2 separate regions of the Homo sapiens genome follow, and region 1 is linked to region 2. Evidence: read pairs that join two places in POLR2A ChIA-PET (ENCODE). Cell type or tissue: OCI-LY7. All regions are shown on one strand. Each heading gives the region's core, and the rest is flanking DNA. Links, peaks and the distances in the headings are about the cores only.

The links. ChIA-PET counts read pairs that join two places held together with the same protein. Peaks named below come from ENCODE experiments on the same cell type or tissue, not always from the same donor. Only the 100,000 strongest peaks of a DNase experiment are listed, where the experiment ranks them.
Region 1: POLR2A ChIA-PET joins it to region 2 with 14 read pairs; 2 of 35 experiments call an interaction of 5 or more read pairs at or near these places.

What each region holds. Positions count from the first base shown.
Region 1 is chr2:64,163,975-64,179,195 of GRCh38, forward strand. No RefSeq gene overlaps it. Among named protein-coding and RNA genes, the nearest start is that of PELI1, 27 kb to the left of the region's middle. In OCI-LY7, for the core only: no CTCF peak of the experiment used is centred there; no DNase peak of the experiment used is centred there.
Region 2 is chr2:64,056,251-64,071,471 of GRCh38, forward strand. LOC124907774 (a long non-coding RNA gene) reads right to left here. Exons shown (of 2, transcript XR_007086337.1): 2 at 3,268-3,713. Among named protein-coding and RNA genes, the nearest start is that of VPS54, 44 kb to the left of the region's middle. RefSeq lists a silencer at 6,726-6,815 and an enhancer at 14,204-14,704. In OCI-LY7, for the core only: a CTCF peak has its summit at 11,104; DNase peaks (open chromatin) are centred at 6,821, 8,011, 8,411 and 8,731; H3K4me3 peaks cover 2,661 bases; H3K27ac peaks cover 5,836 bases.

The sequences.
Region 1 (15,221 bases), core at 3,443-11,442, 110 kb after region 2:
GCCTGGGTGACAGAATGAGGCCCTGTCTCAAAAAAAAAAAAAAAAGAAAAGAAAAAGAAAGTAATTATTTAAATATTGAATCGGTATGACAGGCCTTGTCAAAGCAACAATTAAGTAATTGGCCTAGAATAGTACTTTGCACACCTTGATGAAGCTCAGATAGTAGACTCATTAAAAGAACATAATGTTTTGTTTTCTACTCCTTTAAAGAAAAGGAAGCATTTTAGCAGTAATGGTGTAAATACAGGACATCCCTATTTCTTGCTTATTAAAGAAAATGCTGAAAGGAGACCTTATCTTCGCTTGCTTGACATCCTCTTAGCAAAGACCAGTCTTTTAATTTCCTTTCTTTTTTTCTTACAACTTTTAATTGGTTCATATGTTTTAGACCTCAGAGGACAATGCCAGCTTTCATTTTTAATGTGGTATATCCTTAATACCCTAATGCCTATTCTTTTGGTACAATATAGGTGGTGGCTCCTAAAACATACTTGCTTTTGTGTAATACTTGGGTTACATATATTTTGTGGTGGTTGTAACATACTTCTTATATATAAAATCAGGATTTTTAAATTTACCTATTTTTTGGGATTAATGTATATAGTTGCACAGATTATGTGTATATTAGTATCATTATTATGGACTCATATTATGACTCTGAAGGTTTCTTTTAATGATGAGATCATACATGTATCTGAAACAGGATTCTAAAGGTTGCTGGAGAAAGCCCAACACTCAATTCATGTAAGGGCTCTAAAATTGAGAGCATTTCTGCTTGTATCTGATTTCCTGGTCTTGTATCTTTATATAACTAAGAAATTATGCAAATTCATTTAACCATAACCAACAGCCAAATCTTCCACAGGCACTTTGAGTGTATGTGCATGTTCATGAGTAGATATGTTAAGGATTCCTATATTTGTAATTCCTAAACTTTTATGTCTAGACAGAAGAAAATACAGTACAGTATTTGAGCATTATTTTTCATATGTGTGATGATAATTTGCAGGGACCATTTAGACAGACCTAAAATACGTGAATTAGATGTGGTGCTTCTAAAGAAACTCCTTCCCACTTTTCTCACTCTGGAAAAAATAATTTACTCTTTTATTTAAATATTTTTTTTCTTTGACTTAAAGGATTCCATGATTTGTATATATTTTTCTTGTAAGTATTTTAAATAATATACCATAAAAATAACACGCAGTAAATTCAAATTTAATTCGAAAAATATTTAATTAAGAATGCTACGTTTTGGCTGGGCGCAGTGGCTCACGCCTGTAATCCCAGCACTTTGGGAGGCTGAGGAGGGTGGGTCGTGAGGTCAGGAGATCCACACCATCCTGGCCAACATGGAGAAACCCCATCTACGCTAAAAATACAAAAATTAGCTGGGTGTGGTGGCAGGCACCTGTAGTCCCAGCTACTCCGGAAGCTGAGGCAGGAGAATAGCTTGAACCCGGGAGGCAGAGGTTGCAGTGAGCGGAGATCGCGCCACTGCACTCCAGCCTGGGCAACAGAGTAAGACTCCATTAAAAAAAAAAATGCCACGTTTACACAGCATTCTTCTCTTGAAATTTGATAGTGAGCTTCAAAATTCATAAATTCTTTTTTCCTTTTCTTGAATAAAACATCATCTAACATGTAATTGGAAAATAAAAACTTACATATTGCGATGGAAACAATGATAATATTGTTCATTGTATTCATTGTACATGAGGCACTACATTATGTGATTGATCAATTTTATCTTTAAATGACTTGTGTGGGTGACTTATCAGGGTTTAAAACAGTCACAATGAACGGGATATTGTTTTTAAACTTAAAGAGAGCATTAGTGGTTTCCTAAATATTTCCAACCTAAGTTCATCTAGGCAGAGCAAGACCTTTTGCCATTGTTTATGATCATGCTTCCATTATGTCATCCTACCTCCCTCAGTGTTCACTAGAAAGGGATTCAGAGGCAGCTCTCAAGGCCCTGTTTCAACATCATTTTGTCTTGCTCAGCCCACAGTACTGCATCTCTCTTTGCTGTACATTTAATATCTCCCTCTCCACTGGCTGTCTCCCAAAAATGCACCCCTTGACTCTATCCCCTTCTCTAGCTATTAGTCTGTTTCTCCTTCTCTTCCCATTCAAGTTTCTTGAGAGGGGGCTACATTCAGTCCTTCCATTTTCTTATCTCTCTTTCATTTGTTTAGTATCTTTCTTTTATTGTACTAAAATATACATAAAACTTTCCATTGTAACCATTTTTAAATGTACAGTTCTGTGGCATTAAGTACATTCACACTGCTCTGCAACAATCACCACAATCCATTTCCAGAACTTTTTCATCTTCCCAAATGGAAACCCTCTACTCATTAAACAATAACTTTCTATTCCGCCTCTGCCCAGCCTCTGGCAACCACCATTCTACTTTCTGTCTGTATGAGTTTGAGAAGTTTCAGTGCCTCTTAAAAGTGGAATCATGCAGTTTGTCCTTTTGTGACTGGATTGTTTCACTTAGCAGAATGTCTTCAAAGTTCGTCTATGTTTTCTTTATTCTCTTTATTATGACCTGTCTTCTCCATGTCATTGAAACATTCCTTGCCAAGGTCACTTGTGACCCTCTACTTCCTCAATATTCTGGAAAATTGTCTTCCTTTTTCTTTTAGTGGCATTTAACTGCACTTAGTACTTTTTGATACTCTCTCTTCTCACTTCTAATTTTCCTCCTTTTGATTTTCTACCTACATTTCTAGCACTTTTTTGTACATTTCTAGTACTTTTTTGTGGACTCCTCTCCAACTTAAACATTGTTTTTCTCCTGTGTCTCTGTACACTCAAAAGTATATGTTCCTCCAATGATCTCATCCATTCCTGTGGCTTCCACCTACCACTTATGTATTGACTCTGACTTTTTATCCAACTCTTATTTCTCTCCTTAGCTTCAGGAAAGGGTTGCTGGAGATCTTTACATGAAGTTTCCACAGACAAGGTGTTCAAAACTGAAATTACCGTCTTTCCCTCCAGATTTGTATCAACAAATGGCTGGAACCAACCTGAGTCACTCTTAAGTCTAAGTTTTCCTACCCATAACATGCAGTTGATTTCTTAAGTTTTCTCAGTTTTACCCACTTAATATCCCTGGAATCTGTCCTTTTCTATCCATCCATTCTCACCATTACTGCTACTTGTCAGCTCAAGTATTATTCTTTTTTTCCGGGATTACTGTCACAGCCTCCTAATGAGTCTGCTTCTCTTCTTTCAGTTTTATCCCCATCGAACATAATCCCCACTTGCTGCCAGAATGATCTTTCTACAAAACAAATCCAATTATGTCTCTTTCTGAATAGTTTTTGAATGCCTTCCCTTTGCCGTCAGGAAAAAATCCAAACCTCTTAGCAGAACATGCCATGGTTCTGCAGGACCTGGCCTCTGCTCACCTCTTCAACCTCAGCACTTGCTACTTTCCTTTATGCATTACGTGCTTCCACAGGTGTGATAAACCTCCCTGGACACAGTCTCTTCAGACCCACCATGTTTTTGTATGTGGCATTCTCCTGAACAACTCCTGCTAGTCCTTTAGGACTCAGCTCCAAGGCCATCTTCTCCAGGAAATCTTCCTTGGAGATGGGTGTAGTGGATGCTATGGTATGCTGCTTGCATTTCTCTATGTCCTTGGGACTGAAGCACAGATTTCACTAACTGCTGGGAATGTTGGTAACGGATAGATCTTGGCAACATTTTGTTCTAGAGATTGCCCTTGGTTGAAGAGAGCTTAAGATCACGCATTCCTTCCTAGAGCCAGCCCAGGAATGACTACAATTATTAATTGATTCAGAAGTTTATACTTTTATAAGCCTGGTCCCATTGCTTCAGTGGGGACAACTCTGTAGGCCATCCTAACTCCATAATTCTCCCATAGAAAGGCTGAGGACTTTGTGGCAACCACATCATAATCCCACTTCGCCTTTTGCCCAGTTCAGCTGTTTTCACTTCACCCTATAGGTGCTAATTCTGAAAGCAAGCCTCCTGCACACAAATATCCCTCTGAGTCTGTTTCCCAGGGAACTGAAGAGCAGCACTGGGCCAGGACCCTTAATACCATTTGCCTACTCCTATCACAGCTCTTACTTGTCCCCCCGCTGCCAACCCATATCATAATTGTCTGTTTACTTATGGGTCTATGCCTAAATATAGTGAGGAAACTAGAGAACAGGGATTTCAATCTTGTCTTTTTATCCTTATTTCCTTTTTACCCTGACTCATTAAATCTGTTTGAATAAATGAAAGCATAAATGAATGCAAGAGAGATTTCCATCTTCAAAAGCTTTGGGGGCTTTCCTAAAATCAGCTCAGCCCTTCCTGAACATTATTTCTTTTTGGAATAGCCCCAGAAAATCTGGGTCATCTCTCCTAGGGTGTATTTTAGGTTTGCTGCTTTTCATGCTTCATGAAATTATGAGAAGCATGGATTTGGAGGTCTGGATTTAGAAACCTGGGTTGAATTCTTGGAGCACCATGTACTAGTTGTGTGATTTTGGCCAAATCATATAACTTCTTCATGTCTCAGTTTAATTAACTGAAAAACAGCACTATCTAGCCCACAGATACTGCCTGGTGGCAAATAAATGAGATAATATCTGTGTAAAGTGATGGCACATAGTAGATAGTCAGTAAATTTTAGCTTCCTTCCTCTTTTTCTTCTTTTTAGATTGAATTTACCCATCTATAATAACTTGCAAAGAAATAAATTATAGTAGTTTGGTCCTGCTGAGATGATCTCAATAGCTCTCATAATCTTTTTTTCCCCCACATGGCAGAAATCCATCATTCTCTGTTACTATTCTGATTTTAGAAGGAAAAAAAAAACACAGCTGAAATCATCTACTCAACAATGCAAGTCCCTTCTTGCTATAAATTTTATTTATCATGAGGCATCAAATTTGCTAGTGGCAAGAGGTATGTGTCTAGGTGTGTCTCAGAGTGAATCAAAGGCGAGTAAATCACATGAATGTAATACTACCTGATGGGTTTCACTGATGTGTAGGAGGAGCTAAAATGATTAACATAAGGTCACAATGAAGGGTTAAAGGGATGGTAGCAAGTTATCCCACTGATTCAGCCATATATCCAGTTTTCTTCTTCTCAGTACTTGGAAAAATCACATTTCTTAGTTCCCTTGCAATTGGGTGAACCACATGATGAGCTCCAGCCAATTGGCTGGGAGTAGAAGTAATATATCACATGTAGAAAGAAGTATTTAAGAGCCAGTGATCAGTTCCCAGCTAGAAACAGTCTGTGATATTGAAGGATGTAAACCCTAGACACTGTCCCAGACCTGGGGCAGATTTTTCTGCAAAAATAAAATAACCTTTTGTTGTGTTAAACTCTGAAATATTCATGTTACTTATTACCATCACAAAATTAGGCACTTCTAACTGATGCATTGGGTTCAGAAGAACTCAGGAAAATCTAAATAAATAATATATCTCAGGAAAAACAGGAAACACAGCCAGCTGTCTCAGAAAATAGAACTGGAAGGTTATTTAGGATCATTGTTGATTTACTGCTCCACCACTAAAGTAACTTAGCTTCTCCCTTTAGATCTGCTTCTTTCTGTGTCTACTTCTGCTTCCACTTCCAATTGCCAGTTGTCTTTTTCTGCATCGTTGTATTTTACATATCTTGCAGACAGATACAACCCAGTAAGTACAATTTGGATACTGAATCAGAAATTTCTCTTGAACCAGACTACTTCGTAGGCTACTGGGGAACCGAAAATGCTCTTTCAGTTACCTTCCCCTGGTCCAATTAGCAACAACCATGGAGTTGGGTCCTGAAATACAAAACATGGCCATGTATCCTTGAGGAAACCTTGGGGCCTCTTCCTCCTAACAGGAGCTGTGAGTTGGAGTCCTGTTAGACAGGAGCTGTCAATATGGTAGGCACCATATTGGCCTGTTCAGTAAACTGGGATACAGACTTTTCAGGTCAGCGACAGAGAGGCTATTATTCTGTCACTGTAACTGCTGGGCCTAGAACTGGTTATACAAATGTCTTGGTATTGACCTGGAAATTGGCTAGTGGCTTCTGGGTCGGGACAAAATTTTTGTTGAACTGAGAAGTCTTCCTAGATGAGACAGGAACTGGGCCCAATGACCCAGGGTCAAATGCAGATTTCTTGCCTTTTGGATACTTCTTGGTCATGACCTAAATAGTCAACTTTGAGAATGTTTTTGGTTGATAATATGCACAAAAGGCAATAGTTTTTTCTTAGGACAATGTAATAATCAGTGACTTAACATTGTTTTGATGTTAAAATATAATTTATGGACTATTTCACTTTACCTTGGGCATTTGGTTAACTCATAAATGTGAAATTAGAGCTTCCCTTTGTTCTTAATGTCACCATCCTAGTGGCTATTGTCTCTTTATGAATACTTTTTAAAATTTAAGTTAGTCTGTGTTTGGCGTATATTTATTTATTTACCTTCTTAAAATGCTTACTACCATTTTAAACTCCACTCCTCAACCCAATCCTTTCTCATTTAACCTTCTTTTAAGGCACCTTTTATATTTTCCAAAGTACTGCATTGTCCTCTCAAATGGCTTCAGTGCCCCAATTGATCTGCATCTAACTCTCAATCAAAGCCGTTGCTGCCTCTGAAGTGATCTCCATTAGGTGGTTTACAGGGAATAAGCCAATTAAATGACTATATACTAAGCTACAGGTTTTGGTAGTTATCCAAAAAAAAAAAAAAAAAAAACCAGTTTTTTTTTTTTGTAAATCAGAGATATCTTCCTAACAGTCTTTAAGTTATTACAGGTCATTCCTGATTTCTTTTAACGTACAAACAGAATGGTGGTCTCCAACACTAACTCTTGGTTAGAGATAATGGTATAGAATAGGGATGGTGGACTTACTATGTTTTGGGAAACCATGACCATATTTCATATAATTTAAGAGACTATTATTTATAAAACTCATCTCTATTGCAGGGCTGCTAAGCTGTGAAAAAGATGTGCTAAAAATTCTACTGAAATATGATACAGTTATACACCACATAACAATATTTTGGTCAACAACAGGCTGCATATATGCGGTGGTCCCATAAGATTATAATATCATATTTTTACTGTATCATTTCTATGTTTAGATACACAAATACTTACCATGGTGTTACAATTGCCTACAGTATTCAGTAGGCTGTAGCATGCTGTACAGGTTTGTAGCCCAGGAGCAACAGGTTATCCCATATGGCCTAGGTGCATAGTAAGCTATACCATCTAGTTTTGTGTAAGCACACTCTATGACGTTCACACAATGAAAAAATTGTCTGACGATGCATTTCTCAGAAGGTATTCAGGTTGTTAAACAACGTATGACTGTACATGGGTTGATGCACTATGGGGACGGAGCAGTGAGGGAGTAGAATGAGGGCTGAGCTTTCACTGAGACCAGGTTTGACTTCCAACCCTGCCCTTAATTAGCTGTGTAACCTTGGGCAAAGCATTTAACCTCTCTGAGCCCAAGCGATTTCATCCGAAAAGTGGAGATAATAATAGCTATGAGCTTATTAGATGTTTTGCATAAGATATCGTACATGAAAAGCTCTTGACACACAGCAGGTGCTCAGTGGGTGTTAGCTGAATTTGAATCTACCTCCTTTTAAGTATCCTTTTACACTTCAGGAAAGAGACTCCTGTCCTATTAAGGAGATTGACAGAGGACTGTAAAGAACTCTGGTTGGGAGAGAAAAGATCTTAGCCTTGACTGCCTAATCTCCTTTATACTATTATTGCCTTGATAATAGTTTGCTTGTTATTCCTTCTTCCCTTCACTAAATCATTAAATTTTGAGTTCCTACGTTTTGTCAGGTATTAGGGATAAAAAGATGAATAAGATACATGGTATCCATGGATCACAGAGTCAAGTAGGGAAAGAAAAAGTGTAAGCGAATAAGTAAGAAGTGTTAACTATTACTCTGAAAAAATTTGCAAACCTTTTCATTAAATAAACAATTTTTTAAAGGTAGATTCCTTATAGCATCTATGATTTGTAAAATGTTGTAGAAACATGGACGATTTAAAGCAAACCCTATCACAAAGCAAATTGCCTTCAACTTTTCCCTCTCGTTAGAGTTAATTTTGACTTTGGCATGAGGACACATTTTGTTTTTCTTCTGCTCACACAGTGCATCTACTACCTTCTCTGTCAGGCAAGTATGGAAAGTAAATTGTCAGGCAAGAAACAGTAAGCACACATCTAAAATCTGAAGCAAAATTGGTAGGCATAATTTTAGCTCTACCTGCATATGGAATAATGTATCTATAGAACTCTTAGTTTTTCTGGTGAGGCAGCATGGTACAGTGGGGAAAATACAGGCTGAGGAATCAGAATATAATCTAAATTTTGGCTTTACTAGTTTTGTGGGCAAATCACTTAACCTCACTGACCCTCAGTTTCCTCATTTGTAAAAACGAGTGATAATACAAGATTATAGTAACAATTATAATATGTCTATACATAATAGGCCTTTAATAAATATTATTATTCAAACCCTAGAACACAAAAGAAAATAATTTATCAACCCTTAGGTAATTGTACAAAATACTCAAATGCCTCAATATAAATTAAGTGTATATTAGGGGCAGAATTTGACCTGATCATTTTAAGCAGAAACTAAAATAGTCTTAACTTGGGATGCCTACTGGGACAAAGTCATTACAAGCTATAAATGTCTAGCTAGAGTAGTAAACCCTGAAAACCAGGATGGGCACAGGTTGGAGCTTCATGGAATGTGGAATGCCCAAACCTGATCCATAACACAAAATCGGAGTCTGCAGTCTTCTGGGGCTAAATATTGGGCCAAAATAGAATGTCTGAGTAAAGGTATATAGTAGTTTTGTCTTTAGTATTCAATGTCGAACCCTTTTCTCAATTGGTAGCTATAGGACCCACTTTCCATCACTAAAGTGCAAGGCCAGTGACTCAGTTTCCATATTCTTGTCAATAAGGGCATGCCATGTGATCTAGACCACTAATAACTCTAGACTGGAGAAGCAAGGTCTAGAAATAACTCATTTTGGCAGAAGTGACAGTGGCAGCAGCATCCAATGTCTAGTGACAACAGCGTCTATGGGGCTTCCAGGGTCATTTCTATGTCTTGTGGAGGTAGGGGAGAGGTTGTCAGTGATAGCAGTCCAGTGTACCCTGACCAGACATGTAGATTCGTCTGTTCTGATCTCTTAATCTCTCTTGGTTCTGGCTCATTTCTTGCAGCTGGTTCTTCAGGCTTCTCATCAATTCTAGGAGCTACTTATTAGTCTGCCAATAGATTCCTTATCTGCTTAAGACAAAGTCCATTTCAGTTGTCTGCATACAAGAATCTTGATTACTATAGGGCAAATGGAAGAATCACAGTGTGGGGCAAATCTGAGGTCAAAGCTGTCAGAGACTTGAGGAGGAGGTAAAGGAGAGGACCTCAGTAAATATGTTGATGGTCCAGACGAAAATGTGTAGATAATATCCATTCGTGATTGAGGCCTTGCCTTGACAAACCACTTCTTGTCTTGAAGACACACTCTTCAACTCAGCTTCTCACAGAAACCAAAACCTCAGCTCATGGCAGAAGGCTGGAACCAGAGTGAGAAGGCTGGTTGCAACAAAGGGTAAAATGCTTCCTTAGGGGATAATCTAAGGCAGCTAAAATACCCAGACCCATTGCTATGGTAATCCACCCACATAATAATTACAGGTTATTTGCATATCTGGATTCCTTTTCATAGCCAGGGGATGGTGTGAAGTCAGTGCTAAAGAAGCAACAAGTGGCTGTCATGTGTCATCTCTGCCCCAAGTGGTTCTGAAATTGGTTTGAAGCTTGAGGAGCCTTCATTCTTTTTGGGATAAAGGATAAGAATCCTAACAGAACTCACCCCCAGTCATCACTAGTCAGAGAGAGCCTTCTGGCAGAGTAGGGTAGTGAAAGGCCTGGGCTCCAGCAGCAGTAACCTGAGTCATGTCCGAGGCGACAGAGAAGAAAATAAACCAGGAGGCCAGAATCTGGGAGGACTGAGAACCAGTAGGAAAAGGAGGGTGGGAAGGTGTTTATGAAGTAAGACAAAGGCTGAGGGTATTAGCACTCCATGGGCACAGTTACATGTGGTGATGGCTGAGGGAGTGGACTTGAGGGTGATTCTCCAGGCCCAGCCCCAGATGTCTCAGGGAACTAACAGTGCCTCTTCTGATTCACAGTGATAATAAATAATTAACAATTATTTGTTATAATTTATATAATATAATGATATATGTTACATATATCATATTATAAAAATATATTTATATATTATAAAAATAGTCATAGATAATAGTATATATTACTATTATAGTTACAGATAATAGTATATATTATCTATAACTATATATTTAGTTATATGTGTTGCATATATAATAATCATAATTTGTCACTATATTATTTATAATAAAAATTTTAAAAATCCAATTTTTGCCTTCTGATACCATTCTGAGCCTGGAATAGCCTCTTAAGGGGCAAAACTCACTGCCATTTAGTGAAGTAAATTTAGATGAGAGTCTTTTAAAATAACTGTCTTTTGAATAATATATTGAGCCAGGCCTGCCCTACCCAACCCCATCTTGGGAAAGCAAGAAGGTAACCCATTGTAAGAGCAAGTTTGGTGTCCCCTTCTCCCTCTATAGCTTGATCCCTTGGTCAGGGACTGTGGCATCTTGGAGCTTCAAGGAGAGATAAGTCCTTAAGGAGAGAAGGGGCATTTTGGGACAAGATTGTCACATCTTCTATCACTGTCCTCTCATAAAACCTGCTCTAGCACACTCTTGCCAAAAGCAAACTGACCAGTGCTTAAAATGCAAGTCAGGAGCAGTGCATGAGCAGTCATGCAGGATGACAGTGGGTGAGATGGTTTGTCCTTAAATCAGGCATAATGTCCTCTTGCCTCCATGCACATCAGGACATCTGAGGAGCACTTCCTGTACCCTGGGCAGGATATTTTAAAAATTAGCTGCCTCAGAGTAGAAAATAAAACTCAACAAGATTTTATCTTGTTTTTAATTTCTATGTCTCCCTGGCAGCTGTAATATTATACTTAGTAAATATCTAGGTTAAACCAAATAGTCACATGGGAAAATGATATTTCACACCTCTATTTTGGAATTATGTGCAAAATTTGCCACATCTGTGTTGTTGAATAATACAGAGTTAAATTGATAACTACCCCAGTTGAACATGATGATCTATAATTAAGTTATTAGCCATTGTTCTGTTGCATAAAAATATTTGATTTTTCAACTCAGGGGTAAAATCTATAGTAACGATCGCTGCTTTGCAAGTTGTTATTTATCACTGGCTTATGTAAGTTTGTAAAAAACAGATTAAAAATGGCCAAAAAAAAGAGTGAATACTTAGAGAAATTATTAGGTCTTCTGTTAAAAAAAGAAAACAAACTTTTATGAAAATTTAGATTTAGTTCCTAATAGAAGAGTAAAACCAAAAGGGAACTTGCTTCCTCAACACCCGAGTGCTAGAACTCTGCAGTCCTGTGGCATATGTTAGCTGTGCTTGAAATTCCCCGCTTTGTGCTAAAGCATTGGCAGAGCAAGTAGAGCTGACATTGCACTATCCTACCTCTCTTTATTTTTTATTCCTCTTCGCTTTTCTCCCACTCCCCATTGCTTATCATCTAGTCCTCCCTCCTGCCTTCTCTATCCTCCTTTTCTTTTTTTTCTGCTTCTTTCCTCTTTCTCTATAGTCTTCATGCTTTCTCTCTTTTCTTTCTTCCTTATCTCCTTCTTCTTCCCCTCTCCTTCAGACAATGCTGCCTTGTGGTTATGAAGAGCATGGGTTCTGGAAGCTAATTAAGGCTTCTAATGTTGGTTCTGCCATTCAGACTGAGTGATCTTGGGGTAAGCTACTTCATCTTAAACATGTGTATCAATCAGGGTTCAACCAGAAAAACAGAGCCGCTACTATGGGAGGCACTGGGGAGGAGAGGGTCTGAAGGGGGAGCTAGAAGATCAGAGGGGCCACCCATCAGTTCACCTGAGAAGGCAGACACGCCCAGCTGCTGAAATAGGATTGTGAATAGGGAGCTGGTGGAGAAATCTATGGGGGGCTGTTGCCACAGAAGGGTCACATTCAAGTATAAGGTGGCACTGCAATTAATCATTGATGCCAGAGGCCTCCCAAAATGGCAGGACGTGGAGTAGAGGAGAGCAGACAGCTGGAGCCCACTGGCACCTTTATGTCTGTCCACTGCTGTATCGAAAGATGACAATCTTCAGAGAGTAATGGCTGCTGCTTTACTTCTGTCTTCCAAATCTCCTGCAAATTCTACTTTTGGCAAAATCAACACCAGAATCATACTGGGGAGAGGATTCTGGAGAACCTTCTGGAGAAGGTCTAGCTTAGCTGATTGAAGGAGTAAATATCACCACGTGAATCGTTTTTAAAAATGTAGTTATTCAGAGTTCATAGCTCATGGGGATGTTGTGAAAAGTAAATGAGATTTAATACATGCAAAGAAAGCACTATTCACAGTCTGACACATAGTAAGCACCCAATAAATGTTGTCATTTATGCTTTGCTTTCAATCCATTTCCTCTCATGATACTCTTCTACTTAAGCACTATTACCAAATTTATCAGTGTCATTGCCATGGTATGTATCATCAATGTTCAGGATAATTAGTGAATGATTGTGGGATGTGTAACAATAAAATAGATATTTATTGAGTACTTAGTAGGTAACATACAATGTACTTTTACATGCTTTAGCACACATGATACTTATAGCAATCTTGTGACCATCATCATTCACATTAAAACATGAGGAAATTGAAGTAGAGAGATTATTTACTTGCCCCCAAATTACACAGGATTAAACACAGTGCCAGTTTACTCTGGAGTAATGTAAACCCAACCATTTCAAATAATCTGTTTCTGTTAACAGGAATACCTCCTGTAGGAAGATTATCTTCAGAAATACAGCACCTTCAAAACTTACAACAGATCTTAGAGTTCCTTTTTGGTTGTTATAGTTTCACACAAAATCTGGGCAAATTATAAATCTGCCCTCTATGGTTTGCAATGAGACCAGTGGTGGGAAAGAACTTGGTATGAGGCAGTGTTTAACAAAGTAGCCTTGCTCAAGCCAACAAAACGTAGAAGTAGTTGGGAAGAGAGATGGAGAAAAGTTGAAGAAAGGTTAAAGTTGGCTCATAATTAGATACAGTTTTACAACATAAAACATGAAAAACTTGCTCTAAATAGACTCCTAGGCCCTTTTAAAGCATGGCCTGTGACTTTTACTGGAAAAAAAAGTTCCTTAAATTATTACAGCCAGTAGTTCTCTTACCCTAGCCCTAAGCTCGAGTTGTCTCCTAAAGCAGAAACTCCAAATTGGCAGCTCTACAGATTGCATGGAATGGGCTTGTGCAATCTTTTAAAACTTAAAAAAAAAAAAAAAAGCCTATCTAAATGTTTTCAGATGGGGCTTATCACAGTTTCTAATCATCTCTCCTTATCTGTCTCCCAGCCTTCCTTCACTTATTGATGCTACATGCCTCAATCTAGAAGGCATGTGAGCTTCCAGCTCCTGCAGAGTCATGATTTCTAGGACAGATTTCAAAGGGATTGGCTGGTCCTGAATTTCCACATGGAAATCAACAGAGACAAGGGGCATGAACCTTCCCAATTCAATTTTCTACTCATCTGACCCCTTCCCTCCCAGCTCATTCCTGAAAGTTCTTTATGGATAAACTTGTTGTGTGGCATTCTGACAACGGCTACGTTTACCTTCTAAGAATTAAGACCTGAATTGCTCAAAAAACCAAGTGCTGAAACCATACAATTTCACCTTTGTCAAATGTGACATGCATTTTGTAAATGAAAAGTCCTGAGATATAAAGGCTGACTAAGCACCAAAAGAGGGAAACAGAAAACTTAGGATTTGTTCATAAGTAGGCACAGGTGCAATCTCTGCAAATACACTTGAAAATGGGTTAATTGTGTACTTCTTAATTTGTAGGGCTTGAAGTTTTAAAGTGTGGTATTAGGCAAATATTTAATTTCCTAGAGTTTGGAACACACGTGGTATGAAAACTTGAAGGTACTAGAATATGATAAATGATAATGTTTTAGCTATGTTGACAAGCAAAAGCTGGATTTGGTATTTTATGGTAAAGATTGACAAAAATTTGTGGCATAATTTAAAACACCTGGGTGTAGTTAAGGTAGCCATAGATTTATTGAATAGAATCTTCCTTTTTTATGAAGATATGGAGATAAATGGGATTATAGAGTCTAACTTGCTAAAAGGAGACATAAAACCTTGCTCTTTATAAGAGAAGCCTTGTAGGAATTTACATTTGTGAATTTCTCCTGGTGTGCTCAGTTTCCCAGTATGTGTACCTGAATCTGAGGATCTGCCCCATTCCTTTATATCTTCACTATTCTCTTATGCTTTTTCTCAAACTTATATAATTAAAGATGCTTTTGCTTGTATGGGTATTTAAATCAAATTATTGCTTTAAATTAAGTATAAATGTATAATCTTGTTTTCCTAACTCTGGCAATGTTCTGATCTTTGCTTTCACAAACAAAATGCTTGTTTATAGTTTACAGAATAAGATGACTGTAACTAGAGTCTTTGATTTAAAAAAAAGCTTAATTGTTGAAATTAAAGGATCTCACCAAACATATTGAATATTATTCATTTGGAAAACTATATCAATTTACACATAATTACAATTCCAGAATGTGTGCAATCACGCACTTAACATAATTAGGGAAATTAATACAAATCCCAATTCCTCATATACTAATGATGGCTTCTAGAACACATATCTTTCCCATTTTTATCCAACGTATAGTGCATAGAGGCCTGGCCTGTGTAAAAAATGCACTTGTAGAAAAGTATATATTCCCAATTTCAAGGATTCTTTTGAGTACTCAGGAAAGTATATAAAACTATATATAGAGCCTTACAAATCAAAGTAGACAAATACAAATTATTTGTTATATATTTTGAAAGAAAAAGAGGTGAAATACTTGGTTTAAGCTCAGTCATCAAGGGGGAACAGTTTTAGGGGAAAGAGGTTTAAGTTGCACAATTAATATTATCAATGGCACCAATAATAATGATCTGACTCATTTTGGAAAAAATAATGCTGTCTTTGGCCTTGAATTTTAGAATTGC
Region 2 (15,221 bases), core at 3,571-11,570:
GCCGGTTCTCAGAATAATTTGTGGTATCTCAATGCTTGTGTTCAAGTCACTCTTATTTTATTTAATAATGGCCACAAATTGCAAGAGTAGTAATGCTATTATATTATTATAATTTGTTGTATTGTATTATTAGTTATTGTTAATCTCTTACTGTGCTTAATTTACAAATTAAACTTTATCAGAGGTATGTATGTAAAAGAAAGAAACATAGTATATATAAGGTTTGGTGCTATCCACAGTTTCAGGCATACACTTGGCAAAGTTTGGAATGTATCCCCTGCAGATAAGGAGCACTATTGTATATTCTGGGTTTGAATTCCTTGTTGGCGTGAAATATCTTCCAAATGTTTTCTTTCTGTCTATCCTCTGTCTGTGTAAGTTTGTTTATGATGGGCTTCACTGAACAGAAATCCGTAATTTTCGTGCAGTCAAAATTTCATGTCTTGTGCTTTTTGGGTCTAATTTACAAAATTCTTTCCCATTCCAAAGTCTTACATATATTCTATATATTCTTCTATTAGCTTTATCATTTTATAGCTGTATACCAAGTCATAAGGTACTCATAAATATATGATTATTGTTGGTACCCCTAATGTTGTGTAACACAGTACTGGCCATATTATAGGAACTTAACAAATAAATTTTGTTTCTTTCTCTAGCCCTGTTTCTCTGGTAAGTGGATTGAATGACCCCTCTGCTACAGACTGTTTTGTGGCTGAAGAGGATAGAAAGCTCTTTCTGCTCTGGGCCTTACTAAGCCAACAGCATGCTATCTCCGTGCTATCACCCTAGTCCAAGCCACTGTCATCTCATACCTGGAATTTTATAGCAACCTCCTAACTGGCTTCCTGGCTTATGTATTTTCAGCTTTTTCCCATTCATTTGCAGCCCTGTTACCAGAGTGATAGAGCTTAGATTAGTGCTGGCACATAGTAAGTGCCCAATAAATGTTAGTTATGATGATGATGATGATGATGATGATTATTATTATTATTATTATTATTGTTATTATGGAGCTTAGCATTTATAAGAACTTTATAAAATAGTTATAAACGAAAAATGTGTTCAGTATCCATATAGAATGCATTGTACTAGTGAAAGGCTAGTACAGACTAGCAACCTAACTTTGGCCATTCATCATCTGTCATGGTCCCAATGTCATCATTCCAAACTGTGCAAGATGTAAGTAGCTGGGGATTGAGCTCTACAGGCTATAGAAAATGTCCTAGAGGGCTGGACACGGTGGCTCACGCCTGTAATCCTAGCACTTTGGGAGGCCGAGGTGGGCAGATCATGAGGTCAAGAGATTGAGACCATCCTGGCCAACATGGTGAAACCCCGTCTCTAATAAAAATACAAAAATTAGCTGGGGGTGGTGGCAAGTGCCTGTAGTCCCAGCTACTCAGGAGGCTGAAGCAGGAGAATCGCTTGAACCCAGGAGGCGGAGGTTGCAGTGAGCCCAGATCATGCCACTGCACTCCAGCCTGGGCAACAGAGCAAGACTGCATCTCAAAAACAACAAAAAAAAGACAATGTCCTAGAATTTTAAAAATTCAAGCCTTTGATTTTAGCATATTTTCAATTATTATTTGCCTTTTTTCCATAAAAGTCAAGTGCACTGTATCAGTCAAGGTCCAGCCAGAAGACAATCACACAGTAAGTCCAACAGGGAAAATTGAAAGTATATTAACTAGAAATGGGATTAACTACTAAGGGATAAACATAACTCTTAAGAATACAAGAATGGTGGATATAAAGAGCAGCTGCTACTCTCTAGACCAGAGTTTCTCAACTTATAAAAAGAAATTTGCCCCTGTAAGGAGATATTTTTAGATATTTTTTGCCCCTTATCACCACCTGTCCCTACATCCCCATGAAACCTTAATTCTACAGGTACACAGTATATCTGTGTGTCTACTGTGGCCCTTTGGAGGAATAACCTAAGATTATTTCACACACACTCCCTACCCCCACAAAAACCAATTTTCACCCCCACTGAGAATGCTTGCCCCAGGGCTATGGCTGAGTACCCAAGGAAGGAACAAATTCGGAAGAGCCCTCTCTTCAAGACTGACTTCACTGGAGTCACTTCACTCGGATGTAGCTATCACCTCCTAGATGGTAAAGAAGTTCACCGAGGTTCTGCAAGTCAGCGTCAGGATGCAAGAAACCACCTTCCGGGTTGCCTGTGAGACTCCCTGGGCAGCTGAGCACTTTTGGGATTCCTGCACCCACTGGCTGCCAAGTACCCCAAGAGAAGGAAAATCACATGGGAACAAAGAAGAGAGAAGCACTTTCCTCCTGCAGTGGCCTCCCAGCCCTGTAGACAAAGCTTAACATTCTGCCAGCTGCAAAGGAGAAATGTTTACAGGGCCCAGCTCCAGCATCACAGAACAGAGCAGTGCAGAGATTTGGAGCTGAGAGGAAAGAAGTTGATGCATCAAAGAAATTCTTTTAAATGAAGTGTTCTAATTAATTTCTGTCTAACCAAAGTTTTATGATGCCAAGGTTTTACCACACTATGGAGGATGCACCTCAAAACACCAAGGAATTTGTAAAAATGCAGGGCATGGCTGGGCGCTGTGGCTTACGCCTGTAATCCCAGCACTTTGGGAGGCTGAGGCAGGCAGATCACCTGAGGTTGGGAGTTCGAGACCAGCCTGACCAACACGGAGAAACCCCATCTCTACCAAAAACACAAAATTAGCTGGGCATGGTGGCATATGCCTGCAATCCCAGCTACTAAGGAGGCTGAGGCAGGAGAATCGCTTGAACCTGGGAGGCCGAGGCGGGCGGATCACGAGGTCCGGAGATCGAGACCATCCTGGCTAACACGGTGAAACCCTGTCTCTACTAAAAATACAAAAAAATTAGCTGGGCGTGGTGACAGATGCCTTTAGTCCCAGCTACTCGGGAGGCTGAGGCAGGAGAATGGCATGAACCTGGGAGGTGCAGCTTGCACTGAGCTGAGATTGCGCCATTGCACTCCAGCCTGGGCAACAGAGCGAGACTCCATCTCAAAAAAAAAAAAAAAAAAATGCAGAGCATATGCTTAGTAAAGCAAATTGTTATTATATGTTGTCATTTATGTGTGAAGTTTATGTCTTTGACCCACTGTCAGTGGGACTTACACTTGAAGTTATTTTCTTGAGAATGAAAATGAATGTCTGATTTATCTATATTTTCCCTCCAAACAATTCAGCCAGAGAATATGCTGACTAGCTGATATCAGTCTTATTTCTTTGACAGTAACATTTCTCAGCATAATTGAATGAACATTTTTATTTACCAGTAACTCTGTTTGTGAGGTTGACAAGTAGATCAATTCATTGGAACCTGATTATTCTTGGGTGAAAAGATGAAATTGAATTTCTGTATCACAGAACTAAGGTCTAAACCTCAGAGGAGAGGTATAAGTCACTGTAACAAGGAAGCCTGGCTTGGCCAGTGAGACTTCTCCAACTACCAGATACCACACGACCTAAGGGTAATGTCTGCTGCCAAGCGATACAGCAAAGATAGCTCATAGACCTTGTTTAAAATTTTGCCTTAGACCTTTTTTGAAATTTGCAACAGTGCTAACTTCTTGCATAAGCCCACAGTGGCATGTCCTATAGATGCCTCGATTTATGCTTCTAGTTTGGATTTTGGTGTGAAGTGGCTTGCTGAGATGGGGTATGTGAATCAAGCTCTCTCGGATTCAGTTTCATTGCCTGTAAAGTGAGAAAGTTGGAAAACATTATGTTGAATAAGAATTCTCTGATGTAATAAAAAAGCAACTTTAGGCTGGGCACAGCAGTTCACGCCTGTAATTGTAGCACTTTGGGAGGCCAAGGCGGGTGGATCACTTGAGCCTAGGAGTTCAAGACTAGCCTGGGTAACATGGTGAAACCTCGTCTCTACAAAAAAATGTAAAACTTAGCCAGTGTGGTGGTGCATGCCTGTAGTCCCATCTACTCAGGAGGCTGAGGTGGGAGGATCACTTGAGCCCAGAGGTCGAGGCTGTGAGCCAAGTGAGCTGAGATTGTGCCACTGTACTCCAGCCTGGGTGACAGAGCAAAACCCTGTCTCAATTAAAAAAAAAAAAAAAGCAACTTTATTTTTGTCCCTATTTTCCCTTTGCATATATAAAGTCTATCCATCTATCTATCTAGACATCTATAGATATGTTCTAGTATGAAAATTCTGGCAAGCCCTTAAATTTTCTGGCTTATAATGATTGCTATCACTATAGACTATCACTTTCAATTACAAACACAGTCTTGATACGGAGATTAGAATGTCCAGTGTAAGATATTAATCAGGCTGGGTGCGGTGGCTGACACCTGTAATCCCAGCACTTTGAGAGGCCAAGGTGGGTGGATCACAAGGTCAGGAGTTCGAGACCAGCCTGACCAACATGGTGAAACCCTGTCTCTACTAAAAATACAAAAATTAGCCTGGCGTGGTGGCACACACCTGTAATCCCAGCTACTCAGGAGGCTGAGGCAGGAGAATCGCTTGAACCCGGGAGGTGGAGGTTGCAGTGAGCCGAGATCACACCACTGCACTCCAGCCTAGGCAACAGAGCAAGACTCTCATCTCAAAAAAAAAAAAAAAAAAAAAAAAAGAAATATATATATATACACACACACACACACATACACACACACACACACACACGTATATATATACACATATATATATAAATACACACACTCCAAATCTGGTAAGATATTAATCAATACTCCAAATCTGATTTTAAGGATACATCCTCTCCACTCTTCCAGCCCAAGACTGCTTCACTCTGAAAGCTTGCAGTGGGAAAGGGAGAGATGTGGATGGCTCTTCCTCAGCGCTTCTTGTGGAGTGAATGGGGGTGTCATTATGCTCCTCCAGATTCCTCTCCACCCTTTTCTACCTCCCCCTCTGCCCCACTAATGTGAATATGCTCCATCTCCCTTTGGCTTCAAGTTAGTTTTGGCCAATGAGGAGCTCTGGCAGAAAAGCGAGAAGTGCAAGATCAAAGTTTTTATTTCCTTGGCTTTTTCCTAGAGAGGTTGACTCTAGCTGTTTGTGTCCCTTGATCACTCTTTTTTTTTTTTTTTTTTTTTTTTTTGAGATGGAATCTCACTCTGTCACCCCAGCTGGAGTGCAGTGGCGCAATCTCGGCTCACTGCAACCCCCACCCCTCCAGGTTTAAGCAATTCTCTGCCTCAGCCTCCGGAGTAGCTGGGATTACAGGCACGTGCCACCACGCCTGGCTAATTTTTTTTGTATTTTTAGTAGAGACGGGGTTTCACCAACTTGGCCAGGCTGGTCTTGAACTCCTGACCTTGTGATCCACCCACCTCGGCTCCCAAAGTGCTGGGATTACAGGCGTGAGCCACCGCGCCCGGCCTTGTGTCCCTTGAGTAAAGGTCACTGCTCCTCTCAAGGTGGTCTCCTCCAAATGACACTCCCTTTCCAGGTTCTGATCATCACTCCTTAGGGCCTAAGGGTATAAGCCATTCTGAGGCTTCTAACCCCTGGTTTCTAGACTAGCCTTATGTTTCCATTACACCCCACCAGCTCTCCTGTAAATAGTCTCTTTAAAAATAAACTCTCTCCCACTGCACCCCAGCCTGGGTGACAGGGTAAGACTCTGTCTCGAAAAATAAATAGAAAATAATAATAAACTCTCCTCAAATTATCCTAATTCAAGTGTGTCATCTGTTGCCTGTTGGGACCCTCACTAGAAAAAAAAATCCATCAAAATTTATACTGCATAGCAACATTTGAACTTTAAAAAATCCATTTTCTTTTTTTTTTTTTTTAGATGGAGTTACACTCTGTCACCCGGGCTGGAGTGCAGTGGCACGATCTCGGCTCACTGCAACCTCAGCCTCCTGAGTAGCTAGGACTACAGGCACGTGCCACCACACCTGACTAATATATATATTTTTTGTATTTTTAGTAGAGACAGGGTTTCACCATGTTAGCCAGGCTGGTCTTGAACTCCTGACCTCATGATCCACCCACCTTGGCCTCCCAAAGTGCTGAGATTACAGGCATGAGCCACCGCACCCGGCCAAAAAATCTATTTTCTTAGATTAAGTAACTCACATCGCAAAACTTATAATTTGCTCCACAATATCATTATCCAAAGGCTCAACAACTACTGTACTCTACTGTACTGTACTGGGTCCATTCTAGGTTCGGCAAAGTCAGAGTTGGTACATCTAGCCTCCCCTGATGCATCTCTTTCTTACTGTTTCAGGGCTAATAGGGACGAACATGGATCTAAGTGGTTTCAGTGTCTTCATGAATTGGTCTAATATATTGCCAGGAATAGACGCATTTTAAAAAAGGACTCCAGGATAAAAATATAGAGCTCTAATGATAGAAATTGTGGACACTATGAACCAGGGATGGAGAAGGATGTTTGATCTTGTTTATTCTCATCAAGATGAGGCTTAATTTTTCTGCACCTTTATTCAAAACATGTAACTCAGAGCAGATTTTTTTTTTTAATTTATTTTTTTTTTTTTGAGATAGGGCCTCACTCTGTCACCCAGGCTGGAATGCAGTGATGTGATGATCACAGTTCACTGCAGCCTCAACTTCCTGGGCTCAAGCAATCCTCCCACCTCAGCCTCCCAGAGAGCTGGGACTACAAATGTGTGCCACCACACCTAGCTAATTTTTTGTAGAGATGGGGTTTTGCCATGTTGCTCAGGCTGGTCTTGAGCTCCTGGGCTTAAGCAATCTTCTTGTCTTGGCCTCCAAAAGTGCTGGGATTACAGGTGTGAGTCACCATGCCCAGCACCCAGGGCAGAATTTGAAAGTCCTTGCTTCAGTGTTTGTACAGCTGTTCAGGACTTTCCAGTGTATCAGTTATTCAAATTTTAAAGCACTTATCAAAGAGAGCTTAGTTTTCAGTCTCAAAAGTCCAAGAAAGACCTAAAGATTGTTGGTGGTTATTTTATAGCACACCCAAACAAATCTTTCACATTGTCTCTCTTTAGACCACTTGCCTCTGATCAGGCCTGCCTCCTCAGCCACACTTCAAATGAAAGAAATCAAGTAAACAACTTTTAGCAATCAGGGCACCCTAAAATAGCAGGTGATCTGCAGCAGGTTAAGCACACACCAACATACATGCAAATCAGTCAAATTTTGTACCTGGCAAATAAGGCTAACAATTTATATTTTGACTGACTTGATTATTTGAAAAAACTGCTTTTCTGTGACATAAATATAGATGTTAGTTCTGTCTCGCAGCTAAGTATCTCACGAGAAAGCCACATTAACCTTAATGATTTCCTGACATGGAAATTAATATTCCCTAGCAAAGAAATAAAATGGTATCCACTGGTGCTTGTGCAGCTAAAAAATACTGTCTTCCTCCTTCCCTCCCCTGGTTGACATTAGTTGGTTTCAGTCCACAAATATTTACTGAGTGTTAACAATGTGCCAGGCAACTGTTTAATGCTAGAAACACAGTGCTGAAAAAGACAAAACAAGTCCCTGTTTAAGGCAGTTGCATTCTAAGGGAAGGGGGATATGCAATAAACATGTAAACAAACAAATAAATAATACAATTTCAGGAACTAAGGACTATGAAGAAAATAAAGCGGAGTACTATGGTAGTTGGTACCTGGGGTGTGGTTTGGCTGCTTAGTGACATCTGAGTTGAGACCTGAAGGCTGTGAAGGAGGCAGCAGTGTGAGCATCCAGGGAAGAGCTCTGCTAGCAAAGAAACAGTAAGTGCAAAGGACCTGGGATAGAAACAAGCCTTGTGTACCGTGTACTTGAAGGCAACAAGATGGGCAGTGTGGTTACAGGCAAGTAGTTAGAGGGAAAGCTTGGAAGGAGATAAGGCTGAACAGGAGCCAGGATGAAAGAAGCAGAGCCGGATCAGAGTGATGACAAGCTGGAGGAGGAGTTAAAGAAAGGAAGCTGGGAAGTGGTGTGATCTCATTTGTATTTAATCTGGCTACTTTGTGGAGAATGGATTGTAGGAGGTCAAACACGGAAGTGGGGAGATCTGGGAGGAGCCTATGGCAGAAGTCCGGGTGACAGACACTGGCAGCTTGGCCTAGGGTTTCATCAACAGGCCACTACCGGCTCATACGGTGCCTTTGTGAAAATTAGAAAAAGGCTCCTCTTTCCATTAGATGCCCTGATTGCAGATGGATTAAATGTGAGGTGTGAAGAAAAGAGAGGAATCCAGAATGACTCAAGTTTGCACCTCAATAATTGGCTGGAGAGTTATGGAATCAGTAGTTCAATTCTGATCATGTTCACTTTCAGGACCGTGAAATTTTCCCATGCAGCGGTTGCACCCCCTGTTACAATGTGAAAACTCAGTAGCATTTGCCACACTGACGTTGGTTTCCTTTCAGCTGGCTCTGGGAACCTTATGCTGATGTAATGGAGATAACCTTTGTGAGACGTTAAATCAGTGTATTTGCCTGCCCAGTAAGTCTTTGTCTCCATGGCTTCCCCCTTGAGTCAATGGCATGCATTCAGTCACAGGGAGAAAAAAAAACCCAGCCAAGATTGGATAAGTCATCCCTTAGCTTAGAATTTCAAAATAGGATTAATTCATAGCAAAACAATAGTTTGAAATCAAGGGCTTTGAGTGTCAAAAACCAGACATTGTTGAAAGAAAAAAATGTATTTGTATATGCTAGTGAGGCAGAACTTGGAAAAGTGCCCCTGAACAGATCACAGATACAGCCAAGAAGAACACAGGATATGATGTCAGAGCCACTTTCTCATGACTGGAAGGGAAGATAAAAGCAGCAGGCAGAGGCCGGGTGCAGTGGTTCACGCCTGTAATCCCAGCACTTGGGGAGGCCAAGGTGGGCGGATCATGAGGTCAGGAGATCGAGACCATCCTGGCTAACATGGTGAAACCATCTGTACTAAAAATACAAAAAATTAGCTGGGCGTGGTGGCGGGCACCTGTAATCCCAGCTACTCGGGAAGCTGAGGCAGGTGAATTGCTTTAATCTGGGTGGCGGAGGTTGCAATGAGCTGAGATCGCGTCACTGCACTCCAGCCTGGGCAACAGAGCGAGACTCTGTCCCAAAAAAAAAAAAAAAAAAAAAAAAGCAGCAGGCAGGAATTTGGGACATTCAGAGAGTACCAGCACAGGGTTGCCCCAGATGAGTGGAGGGTGCACTAAAAGAAGAGGAGGCATGTATCCTGCTTTCTGTTTGGAACCGGGGTAACTACAGAGAAGTAGCTTGAGATAGTGATTTCTGTTCTTTGGGGTCATGCATGGTCTTTAGGAGATCCAGTGGTAGAATGATAAAGGCTAATGGGATGAATGGGCTGGAAGAGGCCTGGCCCTTGGGCCAAGAAGTTGTGAGGCTTATGGTCCTTGCCACTGAGAGCCATGGCAGGGGCCGTGGCTGTCAGTAGTGGAAATGGTTCTAGGCCCAAAAGCCGGAGATAATTTCCTCATCAAGGGAGGCCGGGAGAGCCTGGATGATGGCAGACAGACTTGCTCTGCCAGTTTTTCAAGACCCGAATGACATCTTAAGAAAGAGAAGTGGGAGAGGAGAACCATTGGATCAGGGAGAAACCTTGAAAGATTGAGTGAGTTTCCAAGGAAAACTGTTGTAAACGTAAAGAGACTGTGTTACCTTTAATTGGCAAGATCAAGTGTTTCCACCTACGTTAGGAATGGGGGCTTTCCAGCAAGAAATCATTATCGACAATGAAGTTGCTTTTTTTTGTAAATCTAGTTTTTAGTGAGTACATTTAAACCCTGCTACATTAGGAAGGTCTGTATTGCTACCAAATAAAGAGAACTCAGCTTGACATACCCCTGCCTCTAATGGAGAGAGGGGGAGGAAGGAGACGGAGGGGAAAGATTGAGTCTGTCAACAGTAGTTACCTCCAGGGAAGATAACTGAGGGACAGAGAAGGAAGAAAAACCTATTTCTCATGGAACGTTTTCTGTACCTTTTGCATTTTTTCCATATGCATGCATGAACTATTCAAAAATAAATTAAAAGGGGAAAAATAAGTTTCTGAAATGAGAAGCATGCAGATGCACAGAATGTGATATTCAGTGCTTGGCAATTAACCTTAAATAGTTTTCATCTCACCAGAATCTTTGAGCCACTTCTCCTCAGTGTACCTTGTGGTTATTCCCTTCATTTGTGTAGGTGTTGGGTAAGCTGTCTGTCTTGCCTTTCCAGCGAGCCCATGACCCATTTGTGCATGGTACTCCAAACACTGTACCACCGACCCTACAGGTGGCCCATCGCTTTTACAGGGGAAAACAATCCCACTGACCCATTTGGTCTTGCCCTTCATCCTGGATTGAGGTGTGGGAAGGATTAATAAGGGTTTTTTGTTCTCACCCTGGTTATTTCCACCCCATTGGCATCACATAACAATGGGGAAGCAGTGGAAAGAACTTAGGTGCTGGAATCAAATTTGCTAGGGCTTACCTCTGCCAGCTACTAGCTTTAGGTACTTGGGTGGGTCTCAAGTTTCTTCTTCTATACATTGGAGTAATACAAACCTCACTGGGTTATCACAACACAATACTAGAACTGTTCTGATTACCCCAACCCCCAGTCTAAGAGACCAGACTAATTTTTGTAAAATCTCGCATCCAGCCAAACTTAGCATACCTATTGTCCCTGTATTCCTCAGTTTCTACCCAAGACATAAGCCTCTTCATTCATCTGTTGTATCCCTTACTCTCATTTATATCCTTCCCCGTATTTCACTCCCTTGACTCAACCTCCCTCTGCTTCCCTCTTTTAAGTAGTATGTTTTCATTTGCAGGCTACAGGAAACTCAAGTCTAACTGGTTTAAACATTAAGGGCATTTACCGACTCAAGTAACTGAAAATTCAGCAGTGGCAAAGGCCTTGGGTTACCTGCCAGACAGACATACCAAGGGCCTTGTTTCTTCTCTTTCTCTACTCTCGCACCCTCAACGTGAGCTTCATTCTGGGATTGGCTCCCCTCGTGGTTATACAGGCTGGAGGTCAGCAGCAACTGAGCCTGCATGCTTCTGCATTAAGTCCAGAGGAACTGAGGAGTGAGTCTTTAACCATCAAACAAAAATCCTGGCCTTTCATTAATTAGAACAACCTGAACCAATCATGGTGACTAGGGGAATGCCATGTGCTAATTTGCTTAGCTCTGAACTAAGTTATCCATTTTTGAGCCAATTACAGTGACAAGGGAGTTGAGATTATGATGACTGATTTAGATCAGAGGTTCTCAACTGGGAGCAGCACTGCCTCCTTCAGAGTATTTGGAAATGTTGCTCTGACTGGGAGTACCACTGGCTTTTACTGGAAGAGGGATGGGGGAGGGGAGACACAGGACAGTCGTGTGGAATTTTGGTCTGCCAAAAATGCCAATAGTGCCTCTATGAAGAAACACTGACTTAAAACATCAGGGCACACTTCTGAAACAGGAGTTTGTTTTCCCTTAGGTACATAAGCCATACTGGGGCAGGATGGACACCTAAACAAAAATGACTAGACTACTCAGGCTCCTTCCTAATCTTTATTGACTCCCTTCTATCTTTACTTAGATCCCTGCTCAGCCTATTATGTATTACTTTTAACTAATCTCTTGACAATGTCATTTACTTCCTAGCCCCATTCTGCTGTACCTACCCAGATAAATCCTATAGTGACACTGACTTGAGAAAGATACTTTCAAACCTTTTAAAAATCAAAGCTATAGGCCAGGCGTGGTGGCTTATGCCTATAATCCCAATACTTTGGGAGGCCCAGGTGGGGCAGATCACCTGAGGTCAGGAGTTCAAGACCAGCCTGGTCAACATGGTGAAAGCCTGTCTCTACTAAAAGTACAAAAATTAGCTGGATGTCATGGTGGGCGCCTGTAATCCCAGCTACTCAGGAGGCTGAGGCGGGAGAATCGCTTGATCCCGGGAGGCGGAGGTTGCAGTGAGCAGAGATCACACCACTGCACTCCAGCCTGGGCGACAAGAGTGAGACTCCATCTCAAAAAAAAAAAAAAAAAGCCAGTGTAGTGGCTCATGCCTGCACTTTGGGAGGCCGAGGTGGGTGGATCACAAGGTCAGGAGATCGAGAGCATCCTGGCCAACATGGTGAAACCCCGTCTCTACTAAAAATACAAAAATTAGCCAGGTTTTGTGGTATGCGCCTGTAGTCCCAGCTACTCAGGAGGCTGAGGCAGGAGAACTGCTTGAACCCGGGAGGCAGAGCTTGCAGTGAGCCGAGATCATGCCACTGCACTCCAGCCTGGTGACAGAGCAAGACTCTGTCAAAAAAAAAAAAAAAAAATCAAATCTATATAATATTTAAAAAAAATTTTTTTTTTTTTGAGATGGAGTCTTGCTCTGTTGCCCAGGCTGGAGTGCAATGGAGTGATCTCAGCTCACTGCAAGCTCCGCCTCCCAGGTTCATGTCATTCTCCTGCTTCAGCCTCCCGGGTAGCTGGGATGACAGGTGCCCGCCACCACACCTGGCTAATTTTTTGTATTTTTAGTAGAGACGGGGTTTCACCGTGTTAGCCAGGATGGTCTTGATCTCCTGATCTTGTGATCCACCCACCTCGGCCTCCCAAAGTGCTAGGATTACAGCCGTGAGCCACTGTGCCTGGCCTTTTTGACTTTTTTATGCAGAGTCCTTCTCTGTCACCCAGGCTAAAGTGCAGTGGTGAGATCTCAGCTCACTGCAACCTTCGCCTCCTGGGCTCAAGCGGTCCTCCCACCTTGGCCTCCCAAATTTCTGGGACTACAGATGTGAGCCACTGCACCTGGCCCTTTGTCTGTATTTCATGTATACCTGTGCACATCCATGTGTTTGTATATTGTCTTCATGATACCAAATGCACTTATACATAAATGAGCACTCAGAAATTAGTAAGCCCAAATAAATGCTTTCCAAAGTTCCCATTGACTCGAGTAACTCTTTTGGTAAATAAGGCTAGTTTAATATTGTTGGTTTAATAAAAACAACTATGTCTTCTGAGTTAGCAACAAAATATATATATATTTAACTTTAAGATTCTTGCCCAATCATAAAAATGGTGAATAGAAAATTTAACTTGAAATGGATAGATTTGTCCAATTGTAAAATTTTCCAAACATGATTGTTAAAAATAAATAGGCCGGGCACAGTGGCTCATGCCTGTAATCCCAGCACTTTGGGAGGCCGAGGCGGGCAGATCACCTAAGGTCAGGATTTCCAGACCAGCCTGGCCAACATGGTGAAACGCTGTCTCTACTAAAAATACAAAAATTAGCCAGTTGTGGTGGCAGGCGCCTGTAATCCCAGCTACTCGGGAGGCTGAGGCAGGAGAATCGCTTGAACCCGGGAGGCAGAGATTGCAGTGAGCCAAGATCGCACCATTGTACTCCAGCGTGGGGGACAAGAGCGAGACTTCATCGCAAAACAAATAAATAAATAAAATAGATGTAAATGAGGTAGAAATTTATAAATGAACTTTTAATAATTATTATGTTTTATAAAATGTTTACTTGAAAAGGGTTTTCAAATCTTTTTGAGCTATAGCGTTAGAATTTTGCTAAACTAAATGATATTCATTGCATATGATAATCTAAATCATCCACAAATAAGATATAATGCTAAGACATTAATTACTAATCATGAGTTTAAGCTTACATGCTTTTAACTTCAGAAAACAAAAGGTATTTAGATACACTAAAAATGTTCTGTTCCACATTAAAAAATTGTTCGATTAGAAAAGCCTAAGTTTCAGGCCGGGCGGGATGGCTCACGCCTGTAATCCTAGCACTTTGGGAGGCCGACGCGGGTGGATCGCCTGAGCTCAGGAGTTCAAGATCATCCTGGGCAACATAGTGAAACCCCGTCTCTACTAAAATACAAAAAATTAGCCGGTCGTGGCGGCGTGCACCTGCAGTCCCAGCTACTCGTGAGGCTGAGGCAGAATTGCTTGAACCCGGGAGGCGGAGGTTGCAGTGAGCCAAAATTGCACCACTGTACTCCAGCCTGGGCGACACAGCGAGACTCCATCTCCAAAGATTCATAAATTCAAGTTGGTACTTGACTGAGAGTTAAAAATTGCTTACTTTTTAGATTTTCACCATAAATTAAGGTTACAAAGAGTTAAAATTCTAACACATGGTAACTAAAACTAAAGAAGGAAAACAATTCTACATACAGAATATAGCAGGAAAGTAAGATGTGTTTTTAATAAGGAAGGTTATAAGAAAGACATGAGGCTGGGCACGGTGGCTCATGCCTGTAATCCCAATACTTTGGGAGGCCGAGGCAGGCTGGGTGTGGTGGTGGGCACCTGTGATCCCAGCTACTTGGTAAGCTGAGGCAGGAGAATCACTTGAACCCTGGAGGCAGAGGTTGCAGTGAGCCGAGATCGTGTCATTGCACTCCAGCCTGGGCATCAATAGCGAGACTCCATCTCAAAAAACAAAAAACAAAAAAACTTCCAGAACTCTAATATAAACCTGACAGGTTCACGAAGATTGCTAACCCAACATTAAGCAGAACAAGATTCAATTTCATGGGACTGAATTGATGGAGTAGTGAAATTATTTTCATGTCCTTTTGTTTAAAACATTGCTGATTATGTCTGGACACAGTGGCTAATGCCTGTAATCCCAGCACTTTGGGAGGCCAAGGCGGGTGGATCACCTGAGGTCAGGAGTTTGAAACCAGCCTGGTCAACATGGCGAAACTCTGTCTCCACTAAAAATACAAAAATTAGCCAGGCATGGTCGTGGGTGCCTGAAATCCCAGCTACTTGGGAGGCTGAGGCAAGGAGAATTGCTTGAACCCGGGAGGCAGAGGTTGCAGTGAGCCGAGATCGAGCCACTGCACTCCAGTCTGGGCGACGAGAACAAATCTCCATCTCAAAAAAAAAAAAAAAAAAAAGTCCAGGCAAGGTGGCTCATTCATGCTTGTAATTCCAGCACTTTGGGAGGCTGAGGTGGGTGAATCACAAGGCCAGAAGATTGAGACCATCCTGGCTAGCATGCTGAAACTCCGTCTCTACTACAAATACAAAAAATTAGACGGGCGTGGTGGCACGCTCCAGTAATCTCAGCTACTCAGGAGGCTGAGGCAGGAGAATCGCTTGAACCCAGGAAGCGGAGGTTGCAGTGAGCCAAGATCACGCTACTGCACTCCAGCCTGGGAGAGAAAGTAAGACTCCATCTCAAAAAAAAAAAAAAAAAAAAATTGCTGATTCTTTTTATGTTTTGTTTTCCAGAGTCAAGATAT